Regions from separate parts of the Homo sapiens genome. Here region 2 is linked to region 1. The links are chromatin loops, found by intact Hi-C in ENCODE. Cell type or tissue: ascending aorta. All regions are shown on one strand. Each heading gives the region's core, and the rest is flanking DNA. Links, peaks and the distances in the headings are about the cores only. Region 1 overlaps LOC124905198 (a long non-coding RNA gene). Region 2 holds the start of ITGB1BP2 (integrin subunit beta 1 binding protein 2).

Region 1 (2,915 bases), core at 103-2,602:
TGATCCACCCGCCTTGGCCTCCCAAAGTGCTGGGATTACAGGCGTGAGCCACCGCGCCCAGCTTGGAATGCTTTTTAATGTAGTTTATGATAGTTACGTAGCAGCGCGCACAGTGGCTCACGGCTGTAATCCCAGCACTTTGGGAGGCCGAGGCGGACAGATCACCTGAGGTCAGGAGTTTGAGACCAAGCTGGCCAACATGGTGAAACCGTATCTTTACTAAAAATACAAAAAAATTAGCCAACACGGTGGCGCACATCTGTAGCCCCAGCTACTTGGGAGGCTGAGGCTGGAGAATCGCTTGAACCCGGGAGGTGGAGGTTGCAGTGAGCCGAGATCGCGCTACTGTACTCCAGCCTGGGCAACAGAGCGAGACTCTGTCTCAAAAAAAAAAAAAAAAAAGTTATTTAGTACGATATTGTCTCTTGGATGCTTGTGCTTGAGGAAAAGCAGACTGAATAAAGGTAGAGGCTTGTAGGATGTGGAAGGAGACTTCAGGTCCTATAAATATAAAAGATAACTTTTTTTTTTTTGTAGAGACAGGGTCTCACTATTGTAGCCCAGGGTGGTCTTGAACTCCTGAGCCCAAGCAATCCTCCCGCCTTGGCCTCCCAAAGTGTTGGGATTACAGGTATGAGCCACCACACCTAACCTAAAGATACAATTCTTTTTTTTTTATCTCCCAGCCTGCTCCCAGCCGAAAGATACCATTCTTGATTCAAAACATGGTTTCATATATTCACATTGTTCGGTCCAAACAGTAAAATAAAAAGTTTTTAAAAAATAAAAATAGGCTGGGCACGGTGGCTCACTCCTGTAATCCCAGCACTTTGGGAGGTCCAGGCGGGCAGATCACCTGAAGTCAGGAGTTTGAGACCAGCCTAGCCAACATGGTGAAACCTCGTCTCTACTGAAAATACAAAAATTAGCCGGATGCGGTGGTGGGCGCCTGTAATCCCAGCGACTCGGGAGGCTGAGGCAAGAGAATCGCTTGAACCCAAGAGATGGAGGTTGGCAGTGAACTGAGATCGCACCACCACACTCCAGCCTGGGCAACAGAGCGAGACTCTGCCTCAAAAAAAGTTATTTAGTACAACATATTGTCTCTTGGATGCTTGTGCTTGAGAAAAAGCAGATTCAATGAGAGGTAGAGGCTTGTAGGATGTGGAAGGAGACTTCAGGTCCTATAAATATAAAAGATAACATAATATTCTTTTTTTTTTTTGGTAGAGACAGGGTCTCATTATGTAGCCCAGGGTGGGCTCCTGAGCTCAAGCAGTCCTCCCGCCTTGGCCTCCCAAAGTGTTGGGATTACAGGCATGAGCCACCACACCTAACCTAAAGATACCATTCTTGATTCAAAACATGGTTTTATATATTCACACTGTTCTGTCCAGAAAGTAAAATAAAAATTTTTTAAAAAATAAAAATAGGCTGGGCACGATGGCTCACTTCTGTAATCCCAGCACTTTGGGAGGCCCAGGTGGGCAGATCACCTGAAGTCAGGAGTTGGGACCAGCCTGGCCAACATGGTGAAACCCCATCTCTACTAAAAATAGAAAAATTAGCTGGATGCGGTGGCGGGCGCCTGTAATCCCAGCGACTCGGGAGGCTAAGGCAAGAGAATCGCGGTTGGCAGTGAACCGAGATCACGCCACTGCACTCCAGCCTGGGCAACAAAGCAAGACTCTATCTCAAAAAGAAATGTTTTTAAAAATAGGCCGGGCACAGTGGCTCACGCCTTTAATCCCAGCACTTTGGGAGGCCAAGGCAGGTGGATCACTGGAGGTCAGGAGTTCAAGACCAGCCTGACCAACATGGTGAAACCCCATCTCTACTAAAAATGCAAAAAAATTAGCTGGGCGTGGTGGCACATGCCTGTAATTCCAGTTACTTGGAAGGCTAGGGAAGGAGAATAGCTTGAACCCGGGAGGCAGAGGTTGCAGTGAGTGGAGATCATGCCACCGCACTTCAGCCTGGGCAACAGAGTGAGACTCCATCTCAAAAAAATTTTTAAAAAATGGTTTTACATAAATTTACCTTGTGACCCAACAATTTCACTCATAGTTTTCTACCCACGAGAATTAAAACATATGTCCACACGAAACTTTGTACATGTTCACAGCAGTGTTAATAATAGCCAAACAGTAGAAACAACCCAAATGTCCATCAACTGATGAATAGATAAGCAAAGTATAGGATATCCACATAATGGAATATTATTCAGCAATAAAAAGAATTGTAACCAGGCAGAGTGGCCAGCACTTGTAATTCCAGCTACTTTGGAAGCTGAGGCAGGAGGATTGCTTGATCTCAGGAGTTCAAGATTCAGTGTGGTATGACTGTGCCTGTGAAAAGCCACTGGACTTCAGCCTGGGCAACACAGCTAGACCCCATCTCTAAAAAAAAAAAAAGAAAGAAATGAAGTACTAATGCATGCTACAAAATGAATGTGCATTGAAAACATCCAAAATGAAGTAAGTAAGTTACAAAAGACCATATGTCATATTATTTCATTTATATGAAATACCCAGAGAAGACATCTGTAAAAGAAAGTAGACTAGTTTGTCTAGGGCTAGAGGTGGGAACAGGGATTTACTGAATGAGGCATCTTTTTGGGGTGATAGAAATGTTCTAAAACTGGATCTTGGGGATGGCTGCACAACTAAGTAAATGTATTAAAAATTATTAAATTGTACACTTGAAATGGGTGGATTTTATGTTATGTAAATTATACCTCAATAAAGCTGGGTTTGAATACAAATACATGGTTCTTTCCTTACAAGTGCACCAGCGCTACACAATTACCAGCCAGAATTAGTCAATTTTTATAACAAACAGAAGGATATTTTGCTAAGATGACTGGAAGAGGCAAAGCACGTTAAATGATGTCTTATCTTTACAACTGCAGCCCC
Region 2 (2,915 bases), core at 416-2,915, 61 kb after region 1:
CTTGGGATATATTTAGCGGCAGCAGCTTCAGAGGCAACTCTGACCTAGGGGTTAAGGGTGGTGATTTAGTTCTGACCCATTAGCTATGATTGCTAGCTCCAACACTCCCACCGATGGTAATGGAATTAAAGAAGCCTGGTGAAAGTGAGGCAGAGTTGGAGAGGTTGGGTAGCAACCCCATTGCCAATTTTCATCTCTGTGGACATCCCAAATACCTGAACCCTAGAGAAATCCCCAGCACTTCTCTTACCCATCTACTCAGTTGCTCTAAACCTAACCACTTTTCTCTGCAGAACTGAGTCATATCCTCTTCCTCTTTATCTAATCGTGGACCTAATATGACTTCCTTCTGTTGCTCTTATTATTCCCACAAAATTTGGGAAGTCTCCTGGCTGCCAATAATACAATACATCCTTTTCTTGATATGAGATTTATCTTAAAGTTCTTTTCTAGAAAGAGAAGTCATTCTCAACAATCCCTTTTGTGTTATACACTAAGGATGTATTTGTGAGGGGCTATCTACTCTGTTGATTCAGGTATCTATCCCATCATCCCACACCACCTTAGAGGAAAGGGCGTTATTTCCAGACACAAATTTCCCCTAAGGCACAGGATATACACCATCCAAACCCTGACATCTGGCCCTCCTCACATCCCTGGTCCCTAGTTCCCAGTCCTCAATGACCCATTAATCACTCCTAGGAAGCTACATGAAAATAAGAAAAGTCCAGGGGCCTCCTCCTCTTTACTTGGGCCTCTCCCGGCGCAAGGTCTCTGCTGACTTTGGAATCACATTCAGAGGTTTTTGCTCCTGAAGTGAACTGCTTGTAGCAGGGCCTTCAGGTTGAGGGGCCTCAGGAAGCTTCTCAGCACAGTGTGGTCCCATAGTACAGCCCTAGTATAGATAAGGAGATAGGATTAGGGATAGAATCCTTCTATTGGGGGCAGAATCCAAGTACATAAATAATTTACCTTGATGTTTAAGAACTCAGAGAAATCTACAGTTCGCTTTCGGCAGCAGGACCAACCCTGATAACAAGAGACCCAGATCAGCTTAGCTTCCTGGGTATTATCTCTTCTGGGAAATGCTCTTGCTAACCCCCCTCACCTACTCCTCACCTTAAGTGCATCATGGAAGATTGGGACCCCAGGGTGATGGCAACAGGAATCTGTGGACATCAGTAGAAGTTATCAAGGAAGGGAAGATAACTATACCAAGTATCATTTTTCACCTCTTCCCCGGGTTTCTATTTATGGTTTCTTCCCATATAATGTGAAGAAAAAAAAAAAAGCCAGCAAAGGCTGTAAGATCACTCAGACCAATTAAACTAGGGCAGGTAGTTTCTTTCCCCGCTCCTCAAACACACTGCCCCCCAGCTGACCAGTCCCCAACACCCACACAGAGCCCCTGGCCAGGTCAGGATTCTTTACTCACCAGGAAGGTTGGTATTAGGGTCAAAGTGCTGCCCACAGCCTTTGTTACGACAGAGTAGAGACATGGAAGCGTTGGTTGAATGATTACTGAAAGGGTATTTCAAGGAGTCTGGCTGCCGAATGGGGAACACCTCTTAGTCTGGAGGCTTTTAGCTGCCTGGAAGGGCCAGCTGTTTCTATCTTTAGTTCAGGAGGCGTACACCTCCTAACATGGGCAAGGGAACTTCAATTCGTCTTTCCAGCCAATAGGAAAGAGCTCGGGGGCATTTTAGCTCTGAGGCTCAGGAAAAAAGGATCAGGCAGAGTAGGGCTTTGAACTTGGGTGAGGTCAGCTCACCACTACTGAGACAGTTTTAGATTCACCACAGCAATTCCAAGCCTTGGACACAGCAGCAGCTGCTAAGAAACAAATACCAATTTTGAGACCCCCCCCGCGCCCCCAGCTCGATGAGGATTAAGCCCATTTTCTTCCTCTTTCAGAGGGGCAGCTTTCCTCCATCATTACTTCCATGTAGTATCAATAGCGCTAATCCTTGCCAACCCCTCCAGCCATTTGATGCACCTCATCCCCACCTCCTCCCCATGTTTGTCTAGATCAATACTGTAATCCAAAGGTCATAAAGGATTACCTTTATAGAGTCTACTGCTCATCTCCTAAGATAACTCCCCTCCCTCCTTTCCCCTTCAAAAACACCACAGAAAATTAAAAGGCTTAAAATGTATTTTAATAGGTTGATGCTGCATTACTGCTCCATTTTTCAGAAAAACTCCAAATATATGAGACAAATCAAACACAGTACACCAATGAAAAAAAAAATGCACAGCATGACTACCTAAGATAGGCGAGTCTAAGAGCTACTGTCAGACCTTCAGTATACAGTAACCCTGTTCCCAAGATTGTACTAGGCCTATCAAGAAAAGCTGTGAACAGCAACATCATAGACACAAAAGGGTCATTCCTGGGTGTCCTCACCCAAGAAAAAGATGGAGGCAAGTTAACACAAGATTTTTTTTTAAAGATACACTAAAATGAAAATCTCTAAGAGAAAATGTCTTCTTTAGGACATGAAGGGGTAATATATGGGGTATAACAGAACCGTATGTACGCTGCCTGTGACCTTTGTGGACGTTTGCCTGAATTCTCACCTGGGAGTGAATGGAGCAATGGGGCTAAGGTCATTGGGGGATGTTTGGTTTTTGTGGTGTATGTGGCAGTTTCTCTGGGGCTGGGGGAGTGTAAGGATAAGAAGCAAGTGAGGTTGGGCACGGTGGCTCACCCCTGTAATCCCAGCATTTTGGGAGGCCGAGGTGGGTAGATCACGAGGTCAGGAGTTCAAGATCAACCTGGACAAGCTTGAACCCGGGAGGCAGAGATTGCAGTGAGCCGAGATCATGCCACTACACTCCAGCCTGGGCGACAGAGTAAGACTCCGTCTCGGGGGCGGGGCAAGCAAATGAAACAAGATGGACAAAAAAAAAAA

The links. Peaks named below come from ENCODE experiments on the same cell type or tissue, not always from the same donor. Only the 100,000 strongest peaks of a DNase experiment are listed, where the experiment ranks them.
Region 2: it touches region 1 in a loop (2.9-fold over the local background); 7 of 110 quality-filtered maps call a loop at or near these places.

The regions. Positions count from the first base shown.
Region 1 is chrX:71,360,889-71,363,803 of GRCh38, reverse strand. LOC124905198 (a long non-coding RNA gene) reads right to left here. Exons shown (of 3, transcript XR_007068263.1): 3 at 1,971-2,399. Among named protein-coding and RNA genes, the nearest start is that of TAF1, 4.0 kb to the left of the region's middle. In ascending aorta, for the core only: no CTCF peak of the experiment used is centred there; no DNase peak of the experiment used is centred there.
Region 2 is chrX:71,300,391-71,303,305 of GRCh38, reverse strand. NONO (non-POU domain containing octamer binding) reads right to left here. Exons shown (of 12, transcript NM_007363.5): 12 at 2,138-2,915. ITGB1BP2 (integrin subunit beta 1 binding protein 2) reads right to left here and starts at 1,556. Exons shown (of 11, transcript NM_012278.4): 1 at 1,436-1,556; 2 at 1,120-1,169; 3 at 973-1,029; 4 at 750-895; 5 at 1-44. The coding sequence starts at 1,499. In ascending aorta, for the core only: no CTCF peak of the experiment used is centred there; a DNase peak (open chromatin) is centred at 1,765; H3K4me3 peaks cover 1,443 bases; H3K27ac peaks cover 1,756 bases.